7 separate regions of the Mus musculus genome follow, and all the other regions are linked to region 7. The links are chromatin loops, found by intact Hi-C in ENCODE. Cell type or tissue: gastrocnemius. All regions are shown on one strand. Links, peaks and the distances in the headings refer to the core of each region. The heading gives the core; the rest is flanking DNA. Region 1 overlaps Psen2 (presenilin 2). Region 2 overlaps Gm37336 (a long non-coding RNA gene). Region 3 holds the start of Cdc42bpa (CDC42 binding protein kinase alpha). Region 4 holds the start of Gm39712 (a long non-coding RNA gene). Region 5 overlaps Cdc42bpa (CDC42 binding protein kinase alpha). Region 6 overlaps Cdc42bpa (CDC42 binding protein kinase alpha). Region 7 has its middle 19 kb from the start of Gm31668.

Evidence for each region. A loop is a pair of places that touch in the nucleus more often than their neighbours do. Peaks named below come from ENCODE experiments on the same cell type or tissue, not always from the same donor. Only the 100,000 strongest peaks of a DNase experiment are listed, where the experiment ranks them.
Region 1: it touches region 7 in a loop (4-fold over the local background); 8 of 42 quality-filtered maps call a loop at or near these places.
Region 2: it touches region 7 in a loop (5-fold over the local background); 30 of 42 quality-filtered maps call a loop at or near these places.
Region 3: it touches region 7 in a loop (2.6-fold over the local background); 13 of 42 quality-filtered maps call a loop at or near these places.
Region 4: a loop joins it to region 7, with 2.5 times the contacts of the local background. A loop is called at or near these places in 5 of 42 quality-filtered maps.
Region 5: a loop joins it to region 7, with 3.0 times the contacts of the local background. A loop is called at or near these places in 4 of 42 quality-filtered maps.
Region 6: it touches region 7 in a loop (5-fold over the local background); 21 of 42 quality-filtered maps call a loop at or near these places.

Annotation. Positions count from the first base shown.
Region 1 is chr1:180,229,057-180,233,056 of GRCm38, reverse strand. Psen2 (presenilin 2) reads left to right here. Exons shown (of 11, transcript NM_001128605.1): 8 at 3,132-3,215; 9 at 3,570-3,671. Among named protein-coding and RNA genes, the nearest start is that of Gm37336, 8.7 kb to the right of the region's middle. In gastrocnemius, for the core only: a CTCF peak has its summit at 2,254 (motif pointing right); no DNase peak of the experiment used is centred there.
Region 2 is chr1:180,212,568-180,216,984 of GRCm38, reverse strand. The region is part of intron 1 of Gm37336 (a long non-coding RNA gene); the gene reads left to right. Among named protein-coding and RNA genes, the nearest start is that of Gm37336, 7.6 kb to the left of the region's middle. In gastrocnemius, for the core only: a CTCF peak has its summit at 1,723 (motif pointing right); a DNase peak (open chromatin) is centred at 1,750.
Region 3 is chr1:179,956,896-179,961,312 of GRCm38, reverse strand. Cdc42bpa (CDC42 binding protein kinase alpha) reads right to left here and starts at 553. Exons shown (of 37, transcript NM_001359541.1): 1 at 26-553. The coding sequence starts at 203. In gastrocnemius, for the core only: no CTCF peak of the experiment used is centred there; DNase peaks (open chromatin) are centred at 879, 1,409 and 2,123; H3K4me3 peaks cover 2,126 bases; H3K27ac peaks cover 2,923 bases.
Region 4 is chr1:180,405,495-180,409,911 of GRCm38, reverse strand. All of the region lies in intron 2 of Itpkb (inositol 1,4,5-trisphosphate 3-kinase B), which reads right to left. It overlaps Gm39712 (a long non-coding RNA gene), which reads left to right and starts at 1,499. Exons shown (of 5, transcript XR_003948302.1): 1 at 1,499-4,417. In gastrocnemius, for the core only: a CTCF peak has its summit at 2,624 (motif pointing right); DNase peaks (open chromatin) are centred at 2,362 and 2,639; H3K4me3 peaks cover 1,997 bases; H3K27ac peaks cover 4,000 bases.
Region 5 is chr1:180,159,001-180,163,417 of GRCm38, reverse strand. Cdc42bpa (CDC42 binding protein kinase alpha) reads right to left here. Exons shown (of 37, transcript NM_001359541.1): 35 at 3,695-3,812; 36 at 1,721-1,878; 37 at 1-1,383. The coding sequence ends at 1,252. Among named protein-coding and RNA genes, the nearest start is that of Gm38331, 13 kb to the right of the region's middle. In gastrocnemius, for the core only: no CTCF peak of the experiment used is centred there; DNase peaks (open chromatin) are centred at 1,192 and 2,063; H3K27ac peaks cover 614 bases.
Region 6 is chr1:180,114,717-180,119,133 of GRCm38, reverse strand. It overlaps Cdc42bpa (CDC42 binding protein kinase alpha), which reads right to left. Exons shown (of 37, transcript NM_001359541.1): 21 at 1,391-1,467. Among named protein-coding and RNA genes, the nearest start is that of Gm38331, 31 kb to the left of the region's middle. In gastrocnemius, for the core only: a CTCF peak has its summit at 2,385 (motif pointing right); no DNase peak of the experiment used is centred there.
Region 7 is chr1:179,857,330-179,861,746 of GRCm38, reverse strand. No RefSeq gene overlaps it. Among named protein-coding and RNA genes, the nearest start is that of Gm31668, 19 kb to the left of the region's middle. In gastrocnemius, for the core only: a CTCF peak has its summit at 2,343 (motif pointing left); a DNase peak (open chromatin) is centred at 2,359; H3K27ac peaks cover 1,208 bases.

The sequences.
Region 1 (4,000 bases), core at 1-4,000, 370 kb before region 7:
GTCTCACAGGAGGCATGGTTATGTGAGTTCACCAGTGATGTTCACTCCCTGTGGTAGCAGTGGCCGCTATCTGAGTATAGAGCCTGTGATTCTGGGGTTCTGGTGCCTCGGGTACCCTGGAAGCCCGCTGCTGAGCCGGGTAATCCCAATAGACGATGAATGAAGCTTAGAGTGGAGAATTGCCTGCAGCATGCCCCTTGGCTTGAAAGCATGTCCCAGAAATGTTCTAAGGATAAGGGGCAGATGGCTCTGGTCAGTCTGAGTGCCTGAGGCTGGGCGTTTCCTTATGTGCAAAGGAGGTTTGTATCCATAGAGAATTCATTCTTGGATGGAGGATGGAGGTAAACTAAGGAAGTAGATGGATGTAAGTAGGTATTTTACAGAAGGTGGCAGGTGCTCTGTTGAAGACAAGGGAGGGCTAGAGGTCAAGGACTTCACAGCCAAGTTTTGCAAAAGATGGCCAAGCAGACCTCATTCATAGCTCACACTTGACCAGAAAAACCTGACTTCTTATGTAGGGGTTAGCATTAGGTACAAATCTGGAGGCCAGCGGGTGAGGAAAGGGAGGCAGCTGGTACAAAGACCCCGAGGTAGGCTTGGGCGTGGGCTGGGGCTAGGTGTGCTCAGGGAGAGAGTCCAGTGCGACTAGAGCAGACAGGAAAGGTAGGAGGGGAAGGTCTGGACAGTATGAGCCCTGCAGACCACAGTGTGACACAATGGCCCATCTTCCTGAAGGAAATGTAAGCCCCTGAAAGACTGGGACAGCAGCACAATCCAGAGCCGGTTTGGACACGGAGAAACAACCCAGGAAGGGCCCAGTGGAGACTGTGGGGTGCCGTGAATTCTGGGGCAGTTTGCAAGCAAGACTTGCTGGGGTTGTAAGACGGAGCCAAGGTTAATGGCAGTGCTTTGTATCCGAGGAACAAGGAAGACATATTGCCTTTTGCAGAGAAGGGGCCAGGCTGGTGAGCCAGGGATGCTGTGTGGGTGTGGGTATGTGGGGGGGGGCGATATTAAGCCTGGGCTTTGGATTTTGTGGAGTGTGGAAATCTCAGCAGGGAACTGGAAACAGGAAGTAATAAACTCTGAAGAGAGGCTAAGCTGGAGAGAGACAGTTCAGTGAGTTGTTCCATTGTGCCCATATACCCAAGAGGATCAAAGCAGGCAGAGTTCAAACAAGCATGTGCACATTGTGTCTGTATCAGTTTCATTCACAGGAATTCAAAGCTCCAAGTGTCAGTGGATGACTGAAATATGGTAATTCCATACAACAGAGTATCATTTCCCCTTACAAAAGAAGGAAACTCTGACCCACGTGATATGGGCGAGCCTTGAGGACCCTGGGATAAGTGAATTGAGCTATCGACAAAAGGACAGGCATGGTGTGATTAAGGAGGCAGCAAGAGGAGGCAAAGTCACAGACGTAAAATAGAGTGGGTGCTTGATACAGTGGCCGAGGCAGGGAGGGACCATCAGTGAGCTTGGATTCCCATCTTGTAAGGTTTAGAGCTGGGTTTTTTTTCGCAGATCTGAATACACAGGGATGCAGGCACTGCATTTAAAAGTGTTTAGTTTGGGTGTGCATACGTGTCTGTATGAGCATACGATCATGCATACACCCCATGTACAGAGGCCAGAAGGAAGACATCCGCTCCCTCAGAGCTAGTATGAGAGGCATTTACAGGGCCACTGGCTTGTTAAAGGGCACAGGAGTGTGAGCCCTGCTTCTCATGATTGAGCAGCAAGTGCTCTCAGCCACCGAGCCAGCTCTTCAGCCTCAGGACTGAAAATCATTTCCTTTTTTTAAAAAATTGGTTGTTTTATTAATTTACATTTCAAATGCCCCCCTTCCCGGTTTCCCCTCCTCAAACCCCACCATTCCATCCCACCTCCCCTTGCCTCTATGAGGGTGCTCCCTACCCACCCACCCACTCCCGCCTCACTGCTCTAGCATCCCCCTATGCTGGGGCATTGAGCTTCCACAGAGCCAAGAGCTTCTCCTCCCACTGATGTCAGATAAGGCCATCCTCTGCTACATATGCAGCTGGAGCCCATAGGTCCCTTCATGTGTACTCTTGGTTGGTAGTTTAGTCCCTGGGAGCTCTGGGGGGGGGTCTGGTTAGTTGACATTGTTGTTCTTCCTATGGGGTTGCAAACCCCTTCATCTCCTCCAAGGACTGAATTTTTAAAAACTTGTTTTGAAAAGATTTGCCCTGCAAATGTTAGTTTGCCTGCAGTACCCATGGAGGCCACAAGAGGGCATTGGATTCCCGTTGAATTGAAGTTACAGACTCTTGTGAGCTGCCATGTGGGTGCTGGGAAGTGAACCCAGGACCTCTTCAAGCGGTTTTTAACCACAGCCCTCTCTCTAACCCCTATGGTTACATTTTTATGTTGCACTTCCTTTTAAAGACAATCTAGGTTCTAGCTGCAGTGGCCTGAGGACAGACAGGCTTTTAGGTTTCTTCTGCCTTTTGACAGTCTTGATTGAAGGAGGGCAGCTGTAACTGTAACCAAAGGCAGCATTTTAAGTTCAGAAAAATCCCATGAAAGAATTTGGCAAGCAAGAGTAGTAGTTATAGTAGTAGTAGACAGGGCTCTAAAGGAAGGGTGGAGGGGTTCAACCGGTCAGTGTGAAAGCTGGAGACAGGTTTGTCTCCTAGAACACGGAGACACCAAAGTAGTTCTAGACGACAAAGATTATTTCTTACTTGGAGGCAGTGACGTTCCTGGACAGTGAGCAGACCGAAATTACTGTTGAAATGGTGCCACAAGAGCTATTTCATCATGTAAACAATTTCCACGCCTCCCTTTTTGTAATAAACTGAAGCCTGAAAAATAAGACACGTTTTTAAAGATGCAGTTCACCAAGCCGCTCACTGAGCACCATTATTGCCAGTGTTGCTTGAGAGGATTGCAAAAGGACAAAGGTGAAATGTCAGTCCCCACCTAGCCAGTGTCCCTGAACTTCACCCTCCCCTCCCCCTGACCCCCAGCCTCGATCAGCCAAGCCTGAGCACAGCCTCGGGACAGAGGTGCTCTGCAGGCTTTCTGGGGACATAGATAGCCCGGCTCCACTTCCTCCAGGTCAGTACTACCTGAGGCATTGTGTCCCTTTGCTCTTCCTGTAGCTGCCATGGTGTGGACGGTGGGCATGGCAAAGCTGGACCCCTCCTCTCAAGGAGCGCTGCAGCTCCCCTATGACCCAGAGATGGGTGAGTATGGGGTTCACAGCCATGTCCAGGGAACGCCTTGACTGCACCTTGCTTGGCAGGTCCCTCTGTGAATTAAGGTTCAGCATGGCAGAGTGGCACTGCCTGACGGCCAGACTCTGACACCTGTCTCAGAGAGGGAGTGAGGGGTAGATTGCCCCTCCCGAGCCTTAGTTTCCCACCTCAGTTTTGCTGGATGTTGGTGGTGGGCAGTTCCGGGGAGCCTTGACATGGGAGGGACCTGGCGAATCTTCTGGATTTTTGTACCATCTGACCAGCCTTTGTCTCTCCCTGCCACTCTTCATGCTATATGATGACGGTGGCGATGACGGCGGCCCTTTGTTCCTGGACACTTAGAAGAAGACTCCTACGACAGTTTTGGAGAACCCTCATACCCTGAAGCCTTCGAAGCCCCCCTGCCTGGCTACCCAGGGGAGGAGCTGGAGGAGGAGGAGGAAAGTAAGGTGCCCGCGTTCAGATGGCCTGCTTCACAAGTTTATTTAAAAATACCTTTAGTCAGATGCTATGCCAAACTGCACCGCAGCCTGCAGTCCCAGTGGTCTCTCCTAACCAAGTGACTCCCTGAGGTACCAGGCTTCTGCCTAGGCTGCCAGTCACTCAGTCCGTGGTCCCATCCCCACACCCCGATGCCCCCAGACTTTTTCTAGGAAGTCCATCTTGTCGCTAGTCTGCAATACTGCATACTGCAGCTGAGGGAATCTCTCATCACGACACTCTTGCTGGGTCGCTTGGCTCAAGTCCTGGCCCCTCACTTCCTTTTTTTTTTT
Region 2 (4,417 bases), core at 211-4,210, 360 kb before region 7:
AGTTCTTCTCTTTTGACAGAGGGTTGGGTGAGGGGGAGTTGGATAGGGGGAGAGCTGGGGCAGGGTGTCCTACCACCCTGGCTGACCTCAAATTTATACCCTAGAATGACTTTAATCTCCAGATCGTTCTGCCTCCACCTCCAAAATGCTGAGGTTATATGCCTATGCCACCATGCTGGCTCTTACCCAGCTCCCCAGTTCTTTCTGTCCTACATCTAAAGTCCGTTAATCAATCAGGAGGCTCTCCTCTTCGTGCTGGAAGCTTCCCCTTGGAGTCAGGCCACCTGGGTACTGCCCAGCCTCTGTGTGACAGGGTGAGCTGGGAGACAGGGAGGCAGGGAGGCAGGCTCTGTGTGACAGGGTGAGCTGGGAGACAGGGAGGCAGGCTCTGTGTGACAGGGTGAGCTGGGAGACAGGGAGGCAGGGGCATGATGCTTCTTCCCCCCTCCCCCCCCCATCTAGGTGAGCTCTGCTCCTCAGAGGTCTGGGCAGCCTCCCTGGCCAGGGTCCCTCCTCTTCAGGTTTATTATTGGCTGAGGAATTGATGCCCTGACAGAGAAAACCAGAGTCCGCTCAACGCCAAGTTTAAACTTGACAGCAGTGGCTTTCAAACTGTGGTCCTCGGAGCCTGGAAGGCAAGATGATGCCTTAATAACGTTATCTAACGTTGGGTTCTCATTCTTCTTCTCACACCGGTGTGCACAGGTTTCCCAGAAGCCATGCGCTGCAGGGCAGCATGAAGGATTGAATTATGAAGAGAATAGAGCTGGCTTCTGTAACTCTATTCTGGTCTATAAAAAAGATAATTATATCGGACCAGCGAGATGGCGCCGTGTGTAAATGTAAAGGTGCTTGCTGCCAAGCCTGGTGACCTGAGTTTGATCCCTGAATTCCTGACAATGGAAACAGAAAACTGGCTCATATATGTTGCCCTCTGACCTTTACACATGTGCCATGGCATGTATATATATGCACACGCACATGTGCATACACACATGATGTAATATTAAGAAGAACCGTAGAAAAACTGCAAAAGGGGTTGGAGAGATGACTCACTCACTGGTTAGGGGCTCTGCTCTTCCTGAGGGCTCAGGTTTGATTCTGAGCGCATAAACCATGGGTCGCAACCATCAATCACTCCAGATCCAAGCCGTCTAGCTCTCTCCTTTGGCCTCTTTGGACACAGGGCATGTACACAGTGCACAGACATGTGTGCAGGGGAAACAAGAGTGCATGCTTCTCTCCCAGAGGACCTGGGTTTGGTTCCAGCACCTACATGGCAGCTCACAACCACCTGTATCCCTGGCTTCCTTCCGGAGAGCTGCCACTGTCTTCTGGACTTCTTGGGCACTTGCATACACGGTACACACATAACAAAGTAACAAAAAAATGAATCTTTGAAAAGTTGCACAAGTGTAACTACGTGTCAATCTTTTCATTCAAGTTTTTTTCCAGAACTATTTTGATAAAATCGTTGTTTATGTTAATACGGTGCTTATTTGTTTAAAGGAATCAGTCCATAACTTTTTAAAATTCTGACCTGCCATTTCTACTAGGATAGAATTAACACACAAAATGGGTTTTAGAGCCCTGAAGAACTTCTACCTGTGTGAGAGGCCCTGAGGCCAGTATGTTTCAGAAAGACTGAGCAGGTGTGTACACACACCCCACCCCCTAAGAAGGCTGCTGTGCTCTGGTGACCTGGAAGCCATGCTATTCTTCAGCGCGCCACAGGAGGGCAGCAGATCCTGCTGTGAGCCTCTTAGGTCTTCACCCCAGGAGGTCCATACAGTCTGCTGCCTCTAGCTTCTTCCAGGATCTGGCTCAGTCCTGGACAAAGTCATAGTCTAGGTTCTCGCTCTGTGGGGGATTTAGCTCTGTTTTCACACCCATCTCCTTGGAGAAAGCATCAGGATGTTATCGAGGCCCAGGCATGAGCCTGACCACTTTGCTGGGGATATTTGGTGAACACACATTAGTTCCACGGGACACAGCGGCTCATAGCGCCCCTTTCCAGTCTCAGTTTAACCTGGAAGTATTGGTTCTTGTGGGAGTGGTCTGGAACCAACCAGTGTTTAACAACACAGTCATCAAAAGCTGCCTTAGCATGCTCTCCACCTCTGTGAGTAACTCTGTGTAGCCAAAAGGTGTATTTGGGATTGTGGTTTCAGATGCTTTGGCCCATGGTTGCTGGCTTTGTTGCTCTGACGCCTGTGACAACACAGTGCATCATGGGAGGAATGGGTATGGATAGGAGAACCCAATTCAACTCATGGCTGTCAGGAAATAGAGAGGTAAGGCACCCATCTGTTCAAGACTTACTTCCAGGGACCTAATGCCCCTCCTCTAGGAACCGCCTAAAGGGTCCAATGTCTCCACAGGCTGGAAGCCACACCTTTAACACACAGGTGCAGCGAAGTGGGGAGGGGAGAGGGAGTGCGCCCATGTTACCCATGTCTTTACCCTGGCTTGGGCGAACGTTGGGGGCACAGGTGAAATTTTACCCATAACCAGGGCTTCATGTTGGCATCATAGCAGGTTACGGGGACTCTAGCAATGGAAAGCAAGGCTTTGAGGCTACTTAATGCAGCCCCTTGGCTCCCCTTAGAGACTTCTCCAAACAGCCTTAAAGTAACCTAATGTGATCAAATGTGGGCCAGTAGGAAGTAAAGTCACAAGGTAAGGGTCTAGGTCCCACACTGCCCATTTTCTGGTCCCTGCTCTTCCTCCATTACTGTAACCCCAGCCTTGACATATTTCTCCCTCCCTGCTAGGTATTCAATGTCAGGTTAGTTTCCCCAATGATACATAAATATCAGTAGTCCTTGTTACCATAGGTTTGATAACTAAGAAAATCTGGGTTTCGAAGATCAAGGCAAGGTTTGGTTTGGTCCTGCTTCTACCATGTGTAAACTTTGGAGGTGCTTAAGTTCTCCATTTCCTTCACTGCCAGAGGCAATAATAATAATAATATGAAGTTGTGAGGATCACATGGCAAAAGGCAGCCTGCTTAGATTCTGCACATAGGCAAGATCATCTGGTGTTTGTCTTTCTGTGCCTGGCTCACTTAACGCCATGCCTTCCAGGTTCAGCTATGTTACAGCAGATTAAAAGATCCCCTTATTATTAAGGCTACTCTTTAGGGCATTACATTGTATGCATGTTTTCTTCATCCATCCGTTGGGGGATTCGGGTGAAGCCTGGCCCTAAGGTAACAAAAGATCATCAGGTTGTAAACTGCAGCCGTTCCTTTTTTCTTAAACACTTATTTTGTTTATTTTATGTATATGAGTGCACTGTAGCTGTCTTTAGACACACACTAGAAGAGAGCATCGAATCCCATTACAGACGGTTGTGAGTCACCATGTGGTTGCTGGGAATTGAACTCAGGACCTCTGGAAGAAGAGTCGATGCTCTTAACCGCTGAGCCATCTCGCCAGCCCCCTGCAGCCCTTGCTAGCATTCTGAGTGGAGACAGGCAAAGGTCTCCATTCTTTGAAGAGATAAGCCTGCGTGTTTCACTTTCTTGCTTTCCCTAGTGCTGGCTTGTGTGCACAAGGATCTGTATCCTCTACAATGTTTTAAATGATTGCTTGGGATACACTTCTTAAGAATATGGACATTGTTAAAGCTAACCTGGTCTGGATGACAAACTGGCTCTTAGCGGTTAGTTTCCACCCTTCCGGATATTCAAGTCCATTTGTTTGATCATCTCTTTAGCCGGCTACCATGCTAATGTCTAGTTCACCTGTGCATGCCTTTTAGATTCAGTTCTTGTAGTCTTTTTGACAAGCAAGTTGACAGTGTGGGCCTCTCCAGCCTTCCCACAACATTTCTGCTTTAACAGTGTTTCCTAAAGATAAAAATTAACTTCCTATGACCCCGCTCAGTACCCTTGGATACCCAGGTCAGAAGACGGAGACATTCTGGAACAACAAGGTGCTTTGCTTTCTTATGGTCTCTTCAGAACCCAAACTGTCCCTTAACTTTCTCTCCTGGTTATTGTTTCCTTCTCCTTATTAAATGTTAGCATTTTGTCTAGGCTCCGCTCCACAGTTACCTGGCAACAGCCAGGTGTGCCTGACTCACTATGAAAGGGCTATTTGCCCTCTCCTCTCCCCCTCCTCCTTATTGCTCCCTGCTCTGTCCTCTTGCCCCTTCCCCTCTCTCCCCATCCTCCCCCCCCCCCCCTTCCTGTGCTCATGGCAGGCCTCTATCCTCGCCCCTCCCCCACCTTTCTCTGTCTCTACTACCCTCTCAACTCCCCTCCCCATGTCCTGAATAAACTCTATTCTATACTGGTCCCTCACAGGGAAGGGGTGCCTCAGCATGGGCCCATGGAGGCACCCCTTTCCCCACACCTGACTGCACCTCTACCAAAACATATTTCTTCTTGCCTTCATCTTTTTATAAAACA
Region 3 (4,417 bases), core at 232-4,231, 100 kb before region 7:
AGCAACGCATTAGAAGAAAACTTACCCCATTCTAGATATTCAAGAATGTTCTTCTCTCTTCTCAATGGAGAATTATTGCATTCATCGTAAAGACAGATGAGGATGTCCAGTAGCGTCTCCACACTGAAGCACTGCCCATTGGTCTGAGCTGGCCCATCTAAAATAAACTGCTCCAACTGCCTCAAACGCACTTCTCCGGACATGTTTGCTTCGATTTCTGCTGGTTTTCTTTTAAATGCCCTTACGATGTCTACTGTTACTATCTGAACCTAAAAGTTTAAAGATGTGGTTTTTAAAAATAAACCACTTGTTATTTCAACAACTGTCATGCAATGCCGGTGCTGAATTAAACATCCAATACACCAGTCACCTCACTTAACGGAAGCGTCTCCAATTTCACCCATAAACATATATATCTTGAGGGTGAGTTTCCATAAAATATAGATTTAATATTTTAAGAGAATAATACAATTAAATTGTACATTTAAATAAAATAATAATTAAAAGTACAACGAACTAAAGAGTCAACACTCCTTAAAAAAAAAAAAAAAAACTCCTTCATTCAAAATTCAATTCGTGCAACATAATCCTGAAACGAATCCAGTTGCATCATTAATGAATAAAGTCCCCTTGGCATCAGCAATTCACTTCCCGGGAAGAAGAAAAATTGAAAAAGGAGGAGGGGGCAACGTATGGAGGGGGAGGGAAAGCCAAAAATTCTGCAAATGCTCCCAACCTCCACTCGGATAGCGCCTGGGCGAGTCCTCCGCGGCAAAGGGAGGGCAGCTGCCGGAGCAGTTCTCCCGGCTCGGCTCGGAGCACGCCGAGCCTCCGCTCCGAGCTCTTTCTTCCTAGGGCTTTGCAGCGAGTCTTGCTTCCAGCGGACTGCGGCGAGGACGCGTCATCTTCCTCCCGGCTTCTCCCGGGGCCTGGCCGGCGGCGCAGCCGGGATGAGGCGGGCTGCGGGCGGCTCTCGCGCCGGGCTCCGGGGGCGGCGGCTACTTGGCCGCGCGAGCCCGCTCCATGCCGGAGGCCGCTGGCGGGCCGCGCCGTGCCGCCGGGCGCAGCGCCCGGGCTCCCGCTCGCGCCCTGCGGCCGCCGCCGCCGCCGCCCCTCGGCGAGGGGCTGCGCTGACGAATTCAGAGGACGCGGGCGGCAGCCGCGGTTCGGGCGGCGACTCGAGTCCCTTCTTCCCAGCCTTGGGCTGAGGGCATCTTTCCCGACGGACGCAGGCGGCTGAGGCGCGGGAGGAGGGGGCGCTGCCGCCGCTGAGGAGACCTGAGGCTGCCGCAGCCCGGCTCCCAACCACTCCCTTCCTCCTCTGCCCGCCTCCCCCGCCCGCCCTCCCGCCCGCGCCGCTCGCGCCCGCGCCGCCCGCGCCCGCGCCCTAGGCTCCCCGAGGCCGCTCCCGGCGCCGCGGCGCGCAGGCGGAGGCTCGCGGACCGTCCGGATCCAAAATGGCGGCGCGCCCCGCCCCCCGACCCCGCTGGAAGCGGCGCGCTGCGGCCCAGCCGAGCCCGAGCCCCGGGGGAGGGGGATCGCCTCGGCCCGCGGCGCTGCGGCTGCCGCAGCCAGGGAAGCGGGGTCCCCCGGGGCGACTCGGGTGTGGAACGGGTTGGCTCGGTGAGGCACGGGCTGGGAACTGCGCCACGGTGCCTCGCCGCCGCCCGGGGTCCCCGCGGTGACCACCCCCCAGCCGGCCTTCTTCCTCCACTTCTGCGGAGATGCCGTCGGTCCCGCAAGGGTACCCTCGGCTTCCAACCGCTCTAAGACAAGACAGCCGCTCCAGACGCTGTTTACCTGCCCACCCTGCCCCCATTCGGCTTTCCCACGCCCCAGACTCCTAATTTCCGGTGTTCCTAATCCACAGCGTTTGTGTCACTCCCCCAGGATGGAAAAATAATAAGAGACTGGTCTGCTTCACCATCCCTGTCGTGCATGCGGGATCTCAAAGGAGAGGGATTCCCGTTTCTGTTTCCCAAAGTTTCCCCCAATGTGAAGCCTGGCATGTTTTCCTCCAGAAATATCCTAGATCATGCCTGTTATTCTTCACCCAAGGTGACAAGCTCCCCTGGGGATTCAGCTCCCGCAATCAACATAGTTCGTCACTGTCACCAAACCTACAACTCTCTGTCAGCACACTTTTCAGGTATGGGGACAGCCACTCTGCGGCCCGGTAGCAATGCAGCAAAAAGCAAGTCACTGAAGAGCCAAGGCACCTGCTGCTGGTGGGGCCCTTTCAGGGTTTTGTGGTCTTAGATTTTGAGAGAGTTCCCTCCATAATGCTCATGGAAGGTTCTACTTTTGATACAGCTAAACCGGAATATTGCGTTTCTGTTATCGCCCCCACCCCCAAGTGAGCGCCTCCTCCAAAACGTGGTTATTTTATATGCCTTCCCTACACCCGTTTTCCGTGGCAACGCATGCAATGAATCATTCTTACATCTCAGTAATGCAAAAACAGGGAGAACCAGAAACGAAGGCCTAGATAAGTCAGAAAATGACGGCTCAGGTTAAAGTTGCTGTGATTCGCAGAATATAGTGAATCTTTTCTGAAATGTATACTTTCCGAGTCTCTTCTTGCTGGCATAAGTAAGGTCTGCATTATTTTCAATGTGTTCTTGACATGTGAGTGATACTTGATAGGTTCAGACAAAAGGTTAATCATTTCCAGCCATGAAATCTTTGAGTGTGCCTGTTCCTTAATTGTACTAGTAACAAAATTATAGACGTGAAATGTGATCCTAAACTAAATAATATCATTTGACATTAGTTACTGTTGTTATTTCATTGCCATTGGTGTCTTTTTTCCCTACCATTTTAACAAAGACGTTGCATGGGAAGGGATAGTTTTATATCGTCTGTAATCATCTATGTAGGTCAAGAAATGTTCTTCAGCCTCACCAAGTTTTTAAAATGAAGTCAACACATTTTTTAACAAGTTCATTTACTCAGGAGAGTAAGTCATAAAAATGTTTTTAAAAGTTTTTTAAAAGAGCACACAGAGACCAGATGGTTCAGCAAGAAAAACCCCTGCTGCCAAGCCAGACAGCCCGAGTTCCATCCCTAGGCCCAACATGATAGAAGTAGAGAAATCAATTCTCATGCCTTGCCCTCTGATCGCCACAATCACGCAGGGATATGTGCATGCACGTATAAAAGAGGTAAAATGAATTTTTTTAAACAATTAGAAATCAGTTGTCGAGGAAGGTGAACCCTGTCGGTTCTCTTTAAATGTCTAACTAGTAATAGAAATATACGAATTGATTGCAGGTGCTATTTTTTTCCCAGGGCTTGGAAAAGAATTCAGGGTGGCAAACAGGCTGTGCCCACTGAACCGCACCCCAGTCTTAAACACAATTTTTAACAAAAGACTCAAGCTGCCTGTCCTTCTACCTATTCTAATTAGCCCTTGGGTACCACCCACAGACCAGGGTATTGAAACTTATTAAATAACCCTTTCCAAATTATTTAGAGAGGAGAGGAGAGAATTTATTTTGTTTTTTTTTTAAAGCACAAAGAGAAGGAAGAAGGTTGAACCCAATCAATTTTGCTTGAATAATTCAAGCTTAGAGACTTAATAATTAACTGAACACTAAACACATTGTGCGGGTGTTATTTTAAATGTTCTAGTTGAAGTGTGAACGTGCTTGTTAATGAAACTGAGCTTAAGCCAAAGAAAGGGGCAGGCCCAGTGGTGGTACATCCCCTGAAGTGCTACCTCAAAACCCAGGCTGTCTGGCACAGGGTGCTCTTAAGGCAAAGAGCCTGGGGAAGGTCTTTGTGAGACTCGGTCTAAGAATCAGAGGTTTAATGTATTGCACAGCAAACACCCAGTGTGGTTGAAATAATCAGAGTTTTGTGAAGATGTTGACAATGAACCCCTATCTTTCAGGAAAAATAAAAATAAAGAAGGAAGACGAGAAGGTATAATGGTAGGTTGAGAAAGGACATGTGTGGTTAAACAGCCCACAGTGTGTAAGCTTTCCAATCCACTCTCCAACTCAGGGCTAAGAATAGAAGAAGCCGTGTACCAATTAATATTTATAACAACCAGCCCTATGCTTAACTTGGTACCTCTTACTCAAGAATAAGCATAGTTACAACAATGGCAAACAGGACCTGAGGAGATAGCTCTGTAGAGAAGGTTCTTGCCATGCAAGCGGGAGGACCTGTATTCATTTCCTCTAGAAAGCACATAAGAAGTTAAGCACAAACATGAGCACTTGGAACCTCTGCACAAGGGACACAAAGTCAGACAGACCCCTGGAGCTCACTAGTTTGCCAGATTAGCCTACTGGGCAAGTCCCATATCAATGCATTCACAACCTCACACAAATGTACACCTACAAACATTATTAATTAATTAATAACAGAGTAAAAAACATAGTAGGACTTACTGTGATTCATACAGAGT
Region 4 (4,417 bases), core at 267-4,266, 550 kb before region 7:
CCACTGTTCGGAGGGCACACCTCTGCCCTGGCTCTGCCCATGGGAGGAAGCCTCGGTAGGGTCTGACTCTGTGTTTGTGTAGGCTTCGGGGGAGGTGGACAGTTTCCAGGGCATGCCACTCTCTGGTGGCCTTTCCCTTCGGGCATCTACAGATATTTTACAGGGATGTAGTGACTTAAACAAAGAGGAAGGAGTCATGGCTTGTGTCTTCTGCAAAGTGGTTGGAAGAGGAATGACAGGATCAGGGATGAGAGGAGGCAGGGTGTGGGGACAAGGGCCTCTTTCCTACTTTCACAGTGCAGTAGTTATCAGCAAGGGCCTGGCACAAAATGGAATTGAAGGGCCCCTTGTTTCAAATGTGGTAGGAATGTCCAGGCAGGGAGGGTAGCCTAGTATGACCTTTCCAAGGCCAAGCAGGTATGGCCTCTGCTGCAAGGTTCACCATGGCTGTCAAGAGCCTCTGGCTTCAGGCTTGACACAACATGGGTTACCGCAGGACAGATCTCCTGGAGAGAGCCACTGCAGTCCCTGGTGGATCCTTGACTGCCAGCCTGCCCTCCTTCCAGCACCTGCTTGATGGAGCCTCTGCAGGTTCAGGACTCACCACCCCATGAGTGAACAATGGAAGAAATATGCTGTCTCCTGAGGCCAAATATCTAAACACTCCCTAGATCCTACAGCAACAGACTGATGGAGCTTAGAGCCACCAAGCTTTGGGGTGAGAAGGAGCCACTGTTCTTCCAGGTCTCACTGCGGTTAAACCGGGTCCTATAACTGGGTCCCCTGAGGGCCTGTGGAATCCCCGGTGATACAGACCAACCTCCCACCACGTGCTCTGCTCCGCACATGGCCAAGTTCAGGCGAGCCATAAATACTCACTTTGTCTTGACTTCTGATTCTTTTTGTTTGTTTTAGTTTCCCTCCAGACAGAGTGCTGGCGATAATCCACCAGGCATTTCCAAAGGGCCAGAGGGCAAGTGGGGTGGCCATGAGCTGAGCCAGCGTGTGATTGGTTATTTATGAAGCACCACCTCCAGGGCCACCGTGCTAGGTCCTGACCACATAGTGGGAGCCCCAGGAGCCCAGGGGCTTCACCTGCTTCTGTCTACACCAGTGGCTCTCAACCTTCCTCATATGACCTTTTAATACAGTTCCTCATGCGGTGGCGATCCCCAACCATACAATTATTTTTTTGTTGCTGCTTCATAACTCTAACTTTGCTGTTATGAATTATAACGTAAATGTCTGATATGCAGGATGGTCTTAGGTGACCCCTGCAAAAAGGTCTTTCAACTCCTTCCAAGGGGGTTGAGACCCACAGGTTGAGAACCATTGGTCCAGCCACTCTATGAAAGCAGATTCCCAAATGGCTGACATCACCTAGAGAGGGGTGGGGGCACATATTTTGTGGGCCAACAAAATCAACTCCACGAAGAGGCTAGACTCTGGGAAAGTCCCTTTCCGCCAGACCCGTTCCTCCAACTTACTACTTTCCTTCCAGCACTCTCTCTTATTTCAATGATTTGATAACTCTGCTTTTATTTTTAGATAGTTTTAAAGAAAAAAAACCCCCTCTCTCCTGCTCCCCCCTTTCTAGGGTAAGAGTGATGAGGGGGAAGTAACTGTGAAATATCACTGTCCTTCGACGATCCTAAAAGCCTGTCAGGCTAATGCTGGACTGAGCATGCGCGAGGTTCGTGTGCCCGCACAGGGAAATCTCAGGCAAATCAGAGGTTCAGTGTCTGTGGCGTTGCTAGGTATGGTGCTGTCGTCAATGGAGCCTCACAGCGCTGACATACTTATTTCCATTTTGTTCAGAGGCATTAGTGTTGCTCCAAGTTGCACGGCTTCCAGCTCTCTGCCATTTAATTCTGAAGATTTTGTTTCAGCCAACAGGATGCCCAGGGCCCCTCTCGTCTCTCCCTTAGCTATAAAACAGCCTCACATAGACAGCGAACACTTTGTCACTTTGTCACAAGACTGACCTTTCAGATGGGGGAGGCCTGAAGAGACCTGCCCTCCCCTCCCTCTGAGTCCCAGGCTTTTCCCAGAAGGTCCTGGCTGACACACACTTGGGGAAGGCACACTGGACAAAAAGTGGACAGGAAAGGGCTCACTCTGGGTTAGACCTTCTGCTCCCTCTTGCAAAAGTCGGACAAAGTCATTGCGTTCACCATGTTTGGGAAAAAAATGCCTTCTTCTTAGCTTCTTTTTCTTTTGGTCTTTCCATAAAAGCAGCTAGGGTTTCCCTAGTGATCGGTGCCCGCCCTCTCTGGGGAAAAGCCTGGTGCTTCTCCCAGGCCTTGTGGCCAACTTTGTTCATTGTGCTCTTCTGGCAGAGGCCCCGGGAGGGCGGTGTGGTGCAGGCCCAGGCAGGTAGGGCACTCAATGCCCCTTCCTGGAGCCTGCTTAGAAACCGTGCCTGCCACAAAGGTCAGCGTGTTGCGCTCCGAGAGGACAGAAGGCCTGAGAAAGAAAGTCCCACCATTGGTAAGGCCGGTAGCTACACCTAAAAGCAAGGCTGTACTCGAGACTGACCACCTCCTCCTTTAACAAGCAAGACTTTCAAACCTGTCGAAGAAACCTCTTTTGTTTTGCCCCGCCTTCCCACCCAGCCCTTGCTTTGTGCCCACCAGGGGGCAGCCTGGAGCCGTTTTTTAAAGAATCGCCTGAGCAGGGTGGGATTAGGAAGAGAGCTGAGGCACACACAGGTGAGTCCAGGAAGGCTGAGCGCGCCTTATGCGAAATATCTGGGGCCAGAAATGCTTTAGACTTTTTTCCAGGTCTTAGAGTGTGTGCACACACACCATGTTGTAGCTTTTAAAGACTGGACCCAAGTCTACACGTGAAACTCCTTGTTTCAATCCACCCGGCATCCACATAGCCCCAAGGTGATCTTACAGAGCATTTTTAGTGTCCCTGTGGTTTGGCTGTTTGTGACCCATCAGGAGAAGAAGTTAGGCGTCTAGGTCAATGTTATTGTTGGGAGAGGGATACTCTGTATCTCCTTCAGAATCTGTTGCCGGCCTGGAACAGGAGATCCAGGATGGTTGTTCTTCATCAGGACCAACCCCTGATTGCTCAGGCATGGAAGGCATCGCCTTGCTGAGGGGGTAGCTGTCTGTCACCATTCTCCTAAGCAGCACCTTTTGGGCAGACAGAAAGCCTTTTTTTGTGTGGCTCCCCAGAAGGTCCGGCCTGCCTAGCTGCCTTTTTTTTTTTTTCTGTTGTAACTTAAGGCTCAGTTGCTACACCAAAGGCTGTATCCAGACTGTTCCCCGGGATGCTCCACAAACCGCTCTTCCTCTTATCAGCCAGAACCCTGGAGAAAGGCCCTGGACACAGCTGGCAAGGACAGGCCTGCCGCCGTGGAGTGCCACCGTGGCTCCCTAAACACCCACAGAGAAAGAGGGTCCCAGCATAGCCTCGGGGCCACTGTGGATACTCCCCTCCCCCACTCACTTCACACCCCACTCTCTGTGTGCCTGAGACCCTGCAGGACATGCCATCTTCCTGTCCCTCATCTGTCTATCTCCCTTATCCAAAACACTCGTGACTGGAAAGGTCTGGGGTCTGGGCTACTTTCTTCTCTTTCCCTCTTGCTCTGGGACTTTGGATGTTTTCACGGACAGCCATCGCATGTAGCTGGGACTCTAGGGACCACAGCAAAGAAAGATCTTGCACTAGAGACCTTGCTTCAGGTAATTCTTCTCCCCCAAGCCTGACTTTCCTGAGCTGCTGCCAAAGGGGACTGCCATCCCTGCAAACCAGTCTTTGTTTTTACTGCCCGAGAGCTGAGGTGCCCTTCATGTTCCTGGGTTTCCCTGCCAGGTGGCCCAGCAATCGCTGTCTCTGATGTGAAGGTCACCGCTTGGCTTCTCTCCTCCTTCCAGAACTAAAAATGACAGCAGTGAAGAGGAGGAGGAGGAAGAGGAGGAGGAGGAGGAGGAGGAGGAGGAGGAGGAGGAGGTGGCAGATGGGGAAATGCCTGACCACACAGAGCCCATGCCTGCACCAGGAGCTGGCCCGCCTCAGCCTCCCTCCAACTCACAAGGCTGAGAGGGAGGTAACAATAGTCGGAAGCTGGGAGTGGCCACCAGGAAGAGCCGAGGGGGGTGGGGTGGGCCTCTCCTGGACACTTCCTCATGGAAAAAGGCAGAGAACAGGGGACATTTAGCTTTGTCTGGGAAAGAGAGCCAGGCACTGCGGCTGTCCCACAACCCTCCCCAGGCCCCCTCCCTCCCTGTCTCCCCAGAGATTTTATTTTTACTTTGGTAAATGCAAAAAAACAAGGTTGAGTTTCTGGTAGATGGAAATTTACTGAGGGCCCTCTCTGGGCAGCAGACAATCGGCCCAGCACTCAGTCTTAGGGATTATCTCTCAGACAAGATGGGTGAGGGGGCCACTCCCAACACAC
Region 5 (4,417 bases), core at 139-4,138, 300 kb before region 7:
CAGATGTGGCTTAAAGTGGGGAGAAATGGTGGCTTTTCCATCCCGGAAGAGGAGAGGATTAAGAGAGGCAGGGCCTCTTTACGTCATGAGCACTAGTTTCCACCTGTCCCCTCCTGTGTGCGTAGCTGGAGGACGTCTGAGTAGAGGACTCTGTGGTCTCCTCATGCTTCCTGGGACAAGTGCAGCAGTAGATATCCAGAGGGGAAGCTGGCTCACAGTCCACGGTGGCCAGCACACCACAAGCCCCACCGTCCCCTCACGTGGGAAGGCATATTTGGTCAAGGCCATTCAAGCCTATGCTTCTGAGGTTTTCTGTGATTTAGTAAGGAGACCTGTCCCCAGCAGTGTGTTTAAAACTACCCTTAACCAACAGGGAAGTTGTGCTTAATCCAGAGACTCCTCATTGCAACCTAGAGGGGGCAAGGTTTGGCAGGGACAGAAAAGTAGCTGCGTGACCATCCCATAATCTTCAGAAGCCACGAATTCCCCGTTAGGATGGGAAGGGCTGGAAGGTGGCAGAATTGTTTCACATTCATCTGTGCGAGATACCAAAATATTGTAAGTGGGGGACATGGTCTGAGAACCAGAGGCAAGATGCCTCAGAGCAAGTGAGCCTCTGGAGTGGCTTCACCACCCCCGGTGGTGTTCAGGTCACATCCCACCAATGGCACTAATCTCCAAACATTCCTTAGATTTCCCTGTGACCTCAGCCTGCCTAGGCTTGAGAAGAGACACCATGGGGACCTGACTTCTGATCTCTTTACAGTGTCACTTGAGGCCTTTCTACCCTGTATATGACATAGCTGGGAAACAGACAAGAAACAACACATTTCTTTAAATTAAATGATCTTTCTTATATACGCATCCATCTTTCATCAAACACAAGATGCTTCTTTGACTATTTACATTCAGTATTTAACTTCTACATCTATGTATTTATTTAAACTCTGTATTGTAGTAAAATATGCATTGTTTTAATTCGTGAGGGTTTACTTCCTGGCAACAGTTGGCTGACGCTCATGGAGGCTGCTGGGCGCTACGTGAGGGCTACGGTGAGAACACAACCGGTCTACTCTTAGCGCTGCGTCTGCGCAGTCTGTCTACAGAAGCTACCTGGGGGTTGAGGGGAGGGTGAAGCGGGCCTGGCTGCGGAGGAATCCCCATTGCAGCAGTGCGGAAGGCAAGGCTGCTGCCAGGCACGTTGTCGGAGTGGGAGTGCAGAGTCCCTGCCTGCAGTCACCGGTCCTGGGCTCATGGATCCCAGCTCCCGCGGTCTGTGCTCTCCAGGGAGAGGCTCTTGGTCTTTTGGGGTGAAATGGGACTTGGGGGGCTGCTCAGGTTAGAGCTGTTGGAAGCTGTGGAATGCCTTGGAGAATCAGAGTCCTGCAAAACAAACAAAGCGTTGGTGAGAAGCAAAGGAACAGAGAACAATCACTGCCCCAGGCCTCTCCAGTACCCACAACCCAACCACCCATGCGTGTCAGCAGACAGCTCCTCCATGAGATGACTGGAGGATGCACACACATGAAAACTGCTGAACCCTTCATTGAAAGGTGATTAGAAGCCTGAAGCTTCTGGAAAGCCACAGTTTACACACCCGTGACAGGCCTTGCCCTCCCTTCAGAGGCACATGCAAAGGGGCAGGGAGTAGATCAGCCTGGACGAAACATTGGCCTTAAGCATGCATGGCAGGTGCAGCCACCATCCATGGCCCATTCACCTCTCCATCATAGTCCCTCGCAGGGGCGTCACTTCCTTGGTCCATGCCTCCTGATGACAAAGAGCCCTCCGAGGGAGAGGGCATGGGCTGTCGCTTTGTGTTATAGCTTCCTCCAGAGAATTCCCTCTTTAGTGCACTGCCATTCTGGGCTGACGACCCTACAGGACAATGGTTGGGAAGAACTATGTATTCAGAAGAGGCCACACCTCTATAAAGTGTACAGGCTTCCAAGAAGACAGAAGTCCCATGCGGAAGGTTGTTTCTGTTGTCCTCTGGCTATGGGACTACTGGTGTTTAGACAGCAGTCCCCAGGCCCTGTGGTGCCCATGGAATCCTTCCAGTGCCATCTGCCATTGCCAGGGTGCCCTCAGCATCGTCATACCACAGACATGTTGGGCTTTCTTCTAACAGATGGGGCATCTGCCTACCCAGACCTCACAGAGGCTCCTAAGACATGGGCTGCACTCTCAGAAGCACACAGCCATCCCCAGGCAAATGCTGCCTTTCAGAAACTCTCATAGAAAACAGAACACAAGAAAGCACTCTTATTTCATAGCTTGAGAGGAACACTTTGGGGGTTACTTTGAGGGCACCCTCAAATGCTGACCTAAGAGCTGGGACATATAGCAAGGGGACCAGTGGCACTGACAACAAGAGAAGAACCCTTGGAAACATGACAAGTACTGTTAGTGCCCATTTAAAAGTGTTCCACGTTTCTCATTATGCTTTAGTCTTTGCTTAAGAAAAGTTTTAATTTTATTAAGTTTCATGACTGGTGAAGGACACTGAGTTATAGACTGTTTCAATGTATTACTGATTTTGTTAACTGCCTTTTACATTAAGAATCCAACAAAACTGTCACCATACAATTGTATGTCCAGCTACTGACCACCAACTGTGTCAGTGCTCAGAAGGCACTGCAGAAGCACACCCGGCAGACTGTTCTCAATGCCCCCGAGGCCCTTCCCTCCCTAAGCCCTCACAGCCTCACCATCCCTGACTCCTTCCAGACACTACCACTACTGCTTGTAAACTGGTGTTCTAGAAATATAGTACCTAGGTCCTTGCCAAATGGTTGTAGTAGGTTAGCCTGATGCTGTTTGTATTCTAAAACTAAAATTGGGTTCCCAAGACTGGTTGCCCCAGAGATGAGAGAGTCTGCACTTAGATGCTAAGTGACCCTGCCCCCAAGTTATTTCTGATTGGCAAATAAAGATGTCAACAGTGTTATGAAAAAGCCCAAACCATTCTGACTCTCAGAAAGCTCATGAGGTAAATAAACACATGCTGTGGTGTGTGGCTCCTTCTCGCCCCCTCGTCTCTTCCCTGCCTCCTCCAACCTTTCTTGTCAGAGTTCTGTGACATGGCTCAGCCTGGACACTTGCTCTTCTCTTGCGTCAGCCCTGTGCTGGCATGCCCAGCTTGTTTGCTTGCTATTTTATGGTTCTAAGTTGTGGGGTAAGTTGTTATGTTGTCAGTAGTGATGAATATAGCATAACTGAACCTCACAATATATGGAAACAAGGCACGTATAGAAACCAGTATTTACTGAATAAACAAAAGTACCAGGGAAGTCCAAGAATGAGGATAACGAGTATGTCTTCTGACTGAAGGACTTTGAAATAGGAAAATGGATGTAGTGTATTTAGCTGCTCGGCCATCAGTGGTTTGGGAATAAAGAAGGCTTTGCTGAGGTCTCTGGTGTCAAGTGTACAGTGTCTGCTGGACACTCAAAGTTGATGGCAATCTGTAACTACCATCTTACATGCAGGAACTATCCCAGCCACGATGAACTAACTCTGTGCACATGTTCCCACACACTCGGGCATGCTGCTGCGGGCATCACTGTACAGTCCCTTCTGGTAGACACAGGTCCCCATCATCTCTACCAGGAAGTTGCTCCTGGGCAAGGGATACCTTTTCTTTGTGGTCTCACCTCCTCAGCTCCTCTCCCCTCCCCGCCCGGCCACTTACGTGCAGACAGGCCGCTGCTGGCACTCATGGAGCGGCCTGGCTCAGGGCGGGACTTGGTGATGGAGGGAATACTGACGGAGCCACTGAATACTGTCCGGCTTTCCTGAGGCCGTGGGTTCTAAAACACAAAGGAGAGGAATACTCTTCAGCCAGTTTTGTGTGGACATTTGCCTTTTACTCTGGTTCTCTAGGCATCTTGAACAGAATGATAGAGGGCAGGGAGCAATCGAGTCCCAGTCTTTCTCACCAGCAGGGCTCTGAAGCCCTGAGAGGAAATGAATGTCATCCCTGCCAAGGAGTACTTACCAATAGGCAGCTTTTGGTTTGCAACGTTACATGGTTAGCTGTAAGTGGGCTGCAGAATTACATGGACATTTGCAGATAACGAAACTGCGTTGTCTACAGTTGAAATTATTTACTTAAGAGACCTGAGTTAGCCTATCTGAAGGAGAGTCAATTAAAATTATTTTCTTGACAAACCTTTCTTCCTGCGCCATGTGTCATGTTCATGAATCTTACTAGCTCTGGAACATGAAGCTTCCTCCTGCTGCACTTCATAGCTCAGTCACAGTTGTACCAGGGAGCATGAGTCTGGGACCTGCCCTACTCAGTGCTTTCAACTAGAAAAGGGGTGCAGGGCAGAGCAAAACCCAGAGAATGCAGACATTTGAATCAATTTCTTAAATATTAGAGTGGGCAGACCACACAGGCCACGTTACTAAC
Region 6 (4,417 bases), core at 245-4,244, 260 kb before region 7:
CAGCACGGTGCTGAAGAGAAAAGGAGAGAGTAAAAGCGAAGCCATAAAAGACAAAAGGAGCCGCTTATCACGGACAGAGACAGAGCGGAAGCAAGCATTCCAGTCTTTCTGGTAAAGAATGGAAACACAGAGATTTGCCAAAGGCCAAAGCATTTTTTTAAAAAGTTTTTTTTTTAACTGTATCACATTTAATAATGATAGACCACTATATTTATAAGAAGGAAGCATTTGGCTCACATATATTTCCAAGTTATATTTCTAAAACTGACTGCATTTCTAGGCACATTCTTCAAATCAATTCACTGATCTTTTTTATTGAAGGATGCATTGGTTGAAAATCAAAGACTTACGTCATCCAAAAAATCAATCAGTGAGGATGAGGAAGAAGAAAGGGAATCCTATTTAACGAATTCAGCAATAAAAAATAGAAAATATGGATGAAGCAATTTAATACAAGCAAATAATAAATCCAAAACAACTGAAAGGCAAATGGCATTTGTTCAATAAGTAAATGAAAAAAGCAGTTACTGTCACCACTGTCAAGAGCTTAGAAATTCTTCCTCCCTTCCCCAAGAAATGAAATTCAGTTACTGTCCCCAATGTAATAAAACGGCAGTGCACGGCAAGCCGCTAACTAAGTGAATGGTGCACTTCTGAAAATAACAACTGAACCAGGGCATCTGCTCCTAACTGTTCCCGAGGGAATGGAAGCGACGAGAGGGATCTGGGCTCACTGCACATTACAGTTCTTAGGTCCGAGCCTTGCACAGAGATTCCAGGATTTCTAACGGCTGCACAAGGCCATAACCAATAACTTATATTTTCTGACATAAAACATACTTTGACATTATATTACATTTTTTTCAGCAAAATATTTAAATAAGAAGGAAAGAATGACAAAGAGCAAAGAGCTACACAATCACTACTTCAGAGTACAGCTAACAGAGTGTAGATTAGTACTTTTATCAAACAGCATTCTCTAGTGCACACTCCTGGAGCTGACTTGGAACACGAGCGGCAGTGAGCTAGAGAGCGTGCTCTTGCTTTCACTTATTTTTACTGTGCCTCCAATCTTTGGAGAAAAGGAAAATTATTTCAAAAATTGGGATTTTTTTCCTTGCTTTCACCGTTTCTTCAGGGGGTTGAAGCTGAAACTGTTTTAAAGTCTAATAACAGCTTTTAGTTTCAGACTCTTAGGTGTTTTTATTACATACAAATGTTGTCATACTTCCATAAGAATGCAGATATTCCTCCCTTACATGTTTCTATTCACTTATTCATATGATGCTAGGTTCTCTTATGCAGCTGCAATTAAAGTTTTACTGCAGGTAAATTTAGGTCCCAGAGCAAGCTGTATGTAGACCCAAGGGTCTTCAGTGTAGTTACTTACTTCAAATTGGTCCAGAGCATCGGTAGGCGTATTCAAAAATGCCAAGAAAGAATGCTGTGAGTCTTGGTGCTCTATACCTAGAAAACAGCAGCAACTTTTTTTTTAAAGTAGAACAACTAAAAATAACTTTCATGGATAACCTCTCTTGTCTCAATCTATTAAAGTTTTTAAAAATAAAGCTACTATGTTTCAAAATTGATCATGTTAACTCTACATAGTTAAAAAACCAAACTACACAAGTGTTTCCCAGACTCTGTAACAGTTAAACTAGACTAGCTTACATGACAGTGCTCAGTCACTAGTTACCTTCTCTGTCTCATACACCAGTTCTCAACCTGTGGCTCATGACCCTTTTGGGGGTCAAGCAACCCTTTCACAGATATCCATACCCTGTGTATCAGATATTCACGTTAAGATTCATAACAGTAGCAAATTACAATTATGAGCTAGCAATGAAATAATTTTATGGTTGAGGTCATCACAACATGAGGAGCTGTTTTAAGACCACAGCATTAGGAAGGTTGAGAACCACTGATCTAATATGTCATAATAAAATAAAATATTTTTTGGGCAGTTTGAAAAATAACATAAAAGTAGAAGCTTGTCTATCTTTGACTTTTCTAAATTCATTTACCAGCCAAACAAGGTACATCTTTTGAAATACTTTTTTAAAAATAATCTTTTCAGCATTTATGAAATGTAATATTTATTTCATTAATAAAGCAAATATAGTTAATTACATTTTTTCCTATTTCAGGTATTAGCTTCCTGAAGAATGAAGAATCCAAAATTCATTTTTTCTCCAATTATTTTTTTTAAATGTACATATACTTTTTGACTATGATAAATTTAAATTTCTATCTTAAAAATTCTCTAAATACAAGGATGATAGTAAATATTAGAGGAAGTAAAGCAGAAATAGCCTATCATAATTAATTTAAAAAATTTTCGTATCTATGAATGTTTTTCCTTCATGTGTGTCTGTACACCATGTGCATGCAGTGCCTGTGGAGGCCAGGAGGAGGCATCAGAACCCTGGGACTGGAGTTACAGAATGCTGTGGGCTACTCTGGGTGCTGGAGATTAAACCTGGTCTTCTAGAAGCCCCACCCCACCCTCATCCCCCACCCCATCCCTCTGCTCTGAACTGCTGAGACTTCTCTCCAGCCCCTACTGTGCAGCTTTGACTTTTCTATCATGAAGACTTGCCAACTGGTTTGTGTTACAGGACAGGTGCTCTCTGTATTTATATTTGGGTGTACGGTCATGCATTACATTTAGAGGTCTAAGGGCAGTTGCTGGGTATCTTCCCTTGTCCTTCATTTGGTTTTGTTTTGTGTTTGAAACATGGTCTCTCACTAAAACTAAAGCTCACATTTGGTTAAAATGACTTGTCAGTGAACTCCAGGGTTTTGTTTTTGTTTTTTGTTTTCCTTCTCTCTCAGTGCTGGGATTTTAGGTGTATCACTCCTGGGTGATGGGAATGTAGGTACTCAGAATCTGAAATCAGACACTCATGCTTGCAAAGTAAGCATTTTACACAGTTGTCTCCCAATCACTGATTTATGTGCTTCTCAATATTAATATTATTCTATCATAATTTTCTAACAGACAGTGAAAATATTTAATCAACAAATATTTATTATGAGCCTATTATGAACAGCTGAGATGGCTCAGCAGCTAAAGGCTCTTGCGCCAAGCCTAAAGACCTAAGTTCAATCTCTAAGACCCACAGGTGAGAAAACTAAATTCTGAAGGTTGTTTTCTATCCTCTGTATGGATGCCAAGGCATGCACCATCTCCCCCACCACTCTCTGTCTCTCTCTGTTTCTCTCTCTTTCTCTGTCTCTCTGTCTCTGTCTCTCTCTCTGTCTCTCTGTCTCTCTCTCTCTGTCACTCTCTCTCTCCACACATACACACAAATGTAGCAGATACTTTTCTAGATATTGGGAATAAAATAGTAAATAAAATATAGAAAAGGATTTTGCCCTCATTTTGTAAACTCAGTTATATAGCACAATATATCATGCTGTAACATAATGACATTTTGCAATATTCTAAATAAGAAATGCTTTGTTTAATGTGCTTTCATGTGCCAGGAACTTCAAAGTCTTTTAAGTTTGGATATAATATAAAAATAATGCAGTCAATTTGATCTGTTGCTTTTATTTGGCACAGGTGTCATTCTGGTTAAACTGCTTTTAGGACTACAGGCACCTATATTACATATTGTTTTTCTTCCTTAATATACTTCTCTGCTGTGTATGAATTAAAATCAAGCATGATCATTTAGCAGGATGGCTTATCCTGGAATTGTTAGTTCTTATACACTTTTGCCATTAAGAAATTCAATCAATGGGCTGGAGAGATGGCTCAGTGGTTAAGAGCACTGACTGCTCTTCCAGAGGTCCTGAGTTCAATTCGCAGCAACCACATGGTGGCTCACGACCATCTACAATGGGGTCTGATGCCCATTTCTGGTGTGTCTGAAGACAGCAATGGTGAATACATAAAATAAATAAATCTTAAAATAAAAAATTCAATCATTGAAAAAAGGTGCCATACAGTAATTTAGTGCTTTTATGTGGCTCGTTTGTTCTCCCTAGTATAAGCTGGCATTAAAGACCCAACCAGACCCAACCCTCTCTGTGTTGTGGGTATGGAAAATAATAAGAAAACTCTCAGCTAAAAACAAAGCCCATATATTAATCCAGTAATTGATGATGGCCATTGGCAGAAAAATGGATTTTTGGTAATTCTATGTAAAATGCCTTTACTAAAATAAGTCACATTCTGAGTTTATTTTTACTAAATCATCACCCTTATAATGTCCACATTATGGAAAAATTGTATAAGAGGTTTATATCATAGAGTTATGACATGCGCTGAGCTAGGTACATGTAAAAAGAAGAACAAAAGTTCTCAAAAAAAATACTAGTAAATCTGGTAAATCAAAAAGGACAAACAATGTAAGCATCAGCCAACCTGGAAAAAGACAACAAACACCCAAAAATTCTTCATTAGTAA
Region 7 (4,417 bases), core at 196-4,195:
CCTTCCCCATCTGAAGCTAACATGTATTGGTGTTTTACCTACAATAAATTTGGTAGCTACTCCCTTATATAGTTTCATCGTGGCCTGTGGCTAGAAGGTAAGACTCCCGGGTAAAGCCACAATGAAGAGTGTTTAAGAGTGTGATGCCCTTTTTACTTGGGAAGGTCCCTGCAGTGGCTACCCTGGGTATGCTTGCAAGGAAGCTCAGCAGATTTCCCAGCGTCCCGAGGAAGCAGCGATTCTCCAGGAATGTAATTTCTCAGCAGATGTGGGGAGGGAACACGTCTGCGATTCAGAGACAGACTGAGTGTTAGGGGAGAAACCCACTCTGGGGCCTAGAGAAGCCTTGGCTCCTACTAGTCTTTCCCAGTGCCCAAAGGCAAGTAAGGTGTCCTCCCTTCAGAGCACCCAGATCTCCAGCCCCACAAGCAGTGGGGTGTCTGTGGCCCCATGGTCACCCACTGATCACTGGCCAATGAAGGTAAAAGACTGTGATGGCAGCAACCACTTCCTAAGAAAGAAACAGAGAGGTAGTGGATATCGGTCTGAAGGTTGGAAGAGCCAGGAGGTCCTTTGCTCTCTGCCCACGGTGGGCATACAGACAAGGTTTTCGCTTGTTTGCCCTGGCAACTTTCTCACTGTCATGGAATGTGCCAGCCTAGGAGGACAAGGCAGGATGGATGGCGCCCAGCACAGAACAGAGAGAGTAGCTCCTGGCTGTGGTGATGACATGGTCCCCCAGTGGGACAGACTAACAGCAAGGCCTGCCATCCAACTGAGCCACCCTTTGTCAACAGGCCGTGAGCCTGTGGGTGACATGTCGAGCTCCTGAACTCCCAGCAGGCTTAGGTCCCTCAAGGCCCCCTGAGGGGCTGCAACCCTGGTTCCTAGGCCAGGAAACATTTCTAAATAAAACCTACTCGGTTCTCTTTGTTTCACCGGTGCCTTCTTCTTGGACTCGTTTTTTTTTGTCTGAAAGTAGGTCTAGCTGGATTTGTTTCTATTTCTACGGCCTCACGCACAGCCCCATTAACTTTCTAATACCATTGGAGCCTTTCAATTATGTGAGAAATTAAAGCAAACGTGCCATTCTTGAAAAACCTTTAAACCGCCATGAGTATTCCCTTGACCCAGTTTTCCATGTCCTCTGGGGACCCAGAATCCCTGACGAGGACACCTTGTGACTCACTGTAGAAAACAAGTCGGGAACAGCAAAGGGCAGGTGGCTTGGAACTGAAGAGGGTCTGGACCAGAGAAGAGCCATTTTTTTTCTTCCCCACATCCCAAATGTGAGAGGCTGCCGTGTATTTGCTCTGCTACAAATAAATAAATAAATAAATAAATAAATAATGATAAATACGTAGCCATCCATTTATGAAAGAATTAACACAGGATGAAAACACAGGATGTTAAACACTAGTGGGAAGAATTGTATCAGTTTGGATGTTGGATAAACAGGAGCCCTCTCCATAGATGGCAACAAAGTATTTTTGTCAGGGGATGGTGGTAAGGAACTGTAAAGACAGCAGGACCTGAGTTCACAGACACCTAAACTATACATTGAGACTCTATTCCAAAAAGCAAAATCATAAACTAATTCATTATCATTCTTGCATTCACATTTAGAAGAGTCACAACGTCAGGAGACATGCAAAGATGTCTCACAATGCCTCCCAACCTGTCTAACGAAGCATTCCTGGGCTTAAGCTCCAGACCCCGAGTCTGGAGGTCACAGGGCATCCTGAAGTCAGAAGTCAAGTTCTGGAGCACAGCTGCACCTCAGTAGCTGAGTGACTGCCTGACTTGCACGAGGCCCTGAGTATTCTTCCCAGCAAGGAGGAAGAAGAGGAAGGAGGGAGGCAGGGAGGGAAGAAGGAAGGGAGTGAGAGAAAGAAGATGGGAGGGAGGGAGGGAAGGAGGGAGCGAGGGGAGGAAGAAGGGGGAGGAGAAGGGCAGGAGTCTACAGTTTAAAGTGTACACAGCTCTTGCGGAGAACCCAAGTCAGGATCGCAGCACCCACAGAAGGCAGCGCATGACCATGTGTAACTGCAGCTCCAGGGGACGCAAGGGCTTCAGTGAGCACCTACGCTCCCAGACATAGACACCCACGTGCATACATATAACGATTTTTTTATATGTTTTAAAAAATAAGAAGAAAAAGCCCTGTTTCTAGCATTCATTCCATCTGACTTGCCATGGAGTCTTACCACAGAGGTTCCAGAAGCAAATCTCCTTTGCTGGGCTGACAAAGGCCAATTTAGAACTCTCTGAACTTACTTGGAGTGAAAAGACCAGGCCTTGGTCACTGAGTTGTTATGTCTATTACTATAGCGCCATCTAATGGTGAAGTACATTAAAGCCCAAATGGCACCCACGTAGGGGACCCCTAGGACCCTTAGCACTTCTTTCCCTATCGAATGTTTACGCAGATAGATCCTACCTTCATATTTTTTAAGTTTTTTAATTATGTGAAAGTTTTGCAGTCAGTAGACACCTCACTTCCCAGTTTTGATCTCCCCGCCCCGGGCCTTTAAATAGGAGGTCTAACACTCACAAAGCTGGGCAGGAGCAGGAAGCCCGGGCTCCCGGTCAGCCCAGAGATCCTGAAGGTGAACACCCGCAAGTCTGGCCATGCTGCCTTGTAGAGCGGGATGTTTGTAAGCTAGGCATGGGTATATTTTCCAGTTACCATGTCCTCAGCTTAATGGCTTTATCAGAACATAGCTCCATCAGAAGCCAAGAAGCATCTGTAATTTGCCTGTCTTTGCAGATAAGTCATTATTTCCCGCTTTCCGTCTGTGTAGATTAACTGTACAAAATAACGGGTTTCATTGTGACATTTTCCTAATGCTTATAATGTATATTAATCACATTTACCCCTCCTTATGAATCTCTTTTGTCCTGGTCCCCGCTTCCTTTCAAATAGTTCCCTTCTATTTAATGCTTTTCTTTAAAAAAAAAAAATCAATGTTCTGCTTATTAAAGAAATTTTGTTAAGTTGGCTTGGTGGGAAAGTCTTGAAATACCAAGGCAGGATGTTCAGGGGTTCTATACCATACTCTGCAACATAGCGAATTCCACCAAGTTCAAGGCCAACCTGGGCTCCATGAGGCCCTATCTCAAACAACAAGCAAAACTATGCAATATTTGTCTGAGTTTAGCTTATTTTGTTTGATGTGATGATCTCCAGTTCTAGACAGTTTTCTGTAAACAACATGATTTTGTTCTTTATGGCTAGATGACAATCCAGTGTACATATATGTTTTCTTTGCCCATTCACTATTGGTAGGCCCTAGGCTAATTGTATAACTTGATTATTATAAATTGTATCATGATAATATACATATATATGCATATATATATGCAAGTATCTGTTGTTTGCTGTAGCTTACTAGATTTTCCCTATAGGTCATTTTAGGTCATTTTTAAGTATGTAAAAAAGTACTGGATCTGAAGTCTTTGTAGGAAAAAAAAATAATAAAGTCTCTAGTTTGACTATCTGGCGGGGGGGGGGGCATGTAACATTAGTGAGGAAATTTTTCTTTATTAAAAAAAAAATCTCCCAAAGCATAGTATGGAAAATAAAATCATCACCAGGCAGTGGTGGTGCATGCCTTTAATCGCAGCACTTGGGAGGCAGAGACAGGCAGATTTCTGAGTTCGAGGCCAGCCTGGTCTACAGAGTGAGTTCCAGGACAGCCAGGGCTATACAGAGAAACCCTGTCTCGAAAAGCAATAAATAAATAAATAAATAATCAACAATTTAAGACACTGTTTAACATTTGCTATAAACAACCACGATAGGAAGAATAGTGTGGAGCCGGGTGTACACAGTATATTATCATAGAGAAGACAACGTCAGACCACAGCTCTATGCAGAGACTACCCATGGCTCTAGAGTTAAAGACCCAGGACTAGAGAGATGTCTCAGTGGTTAAGGCCACTTGTAGGCTAACAATCAACTGTAACTCCAGTCCCAAAGGATCTGATGCCTTCTTCTGGCTTCTTAGGAGACCAGGCATATACATGGTACACAGATATACATGCAGGCAAAACACTCAAACACATAAAATGCAATTTAAGGGTTTTAAAAACTAAATTAAAGTCATGGCAAAAATTAAATTGTGTTGTTATACAAGAAGAAAAAGTGCATATTACCAGCACATTGTCTTCTATTCTTCCTGGTAAGGAATGCAAACTGCAGGGCTGGAGAGATGGTTCAGCTGGTAAGAGCACTGACTGCTCTTCATAGAAGTCCTGAGTTCAACTCCCAACAACCACATGGTGGCTCACAACCATCTGCAATGGGATCTGATGCCCTCTTCTACTGTGTCTGAAGACAGCTACAGTGTACTCATATACATAAAACAAATAAATAAATCTTTTAAAAAAATGAAGAGGAAGAATGCAAACCACA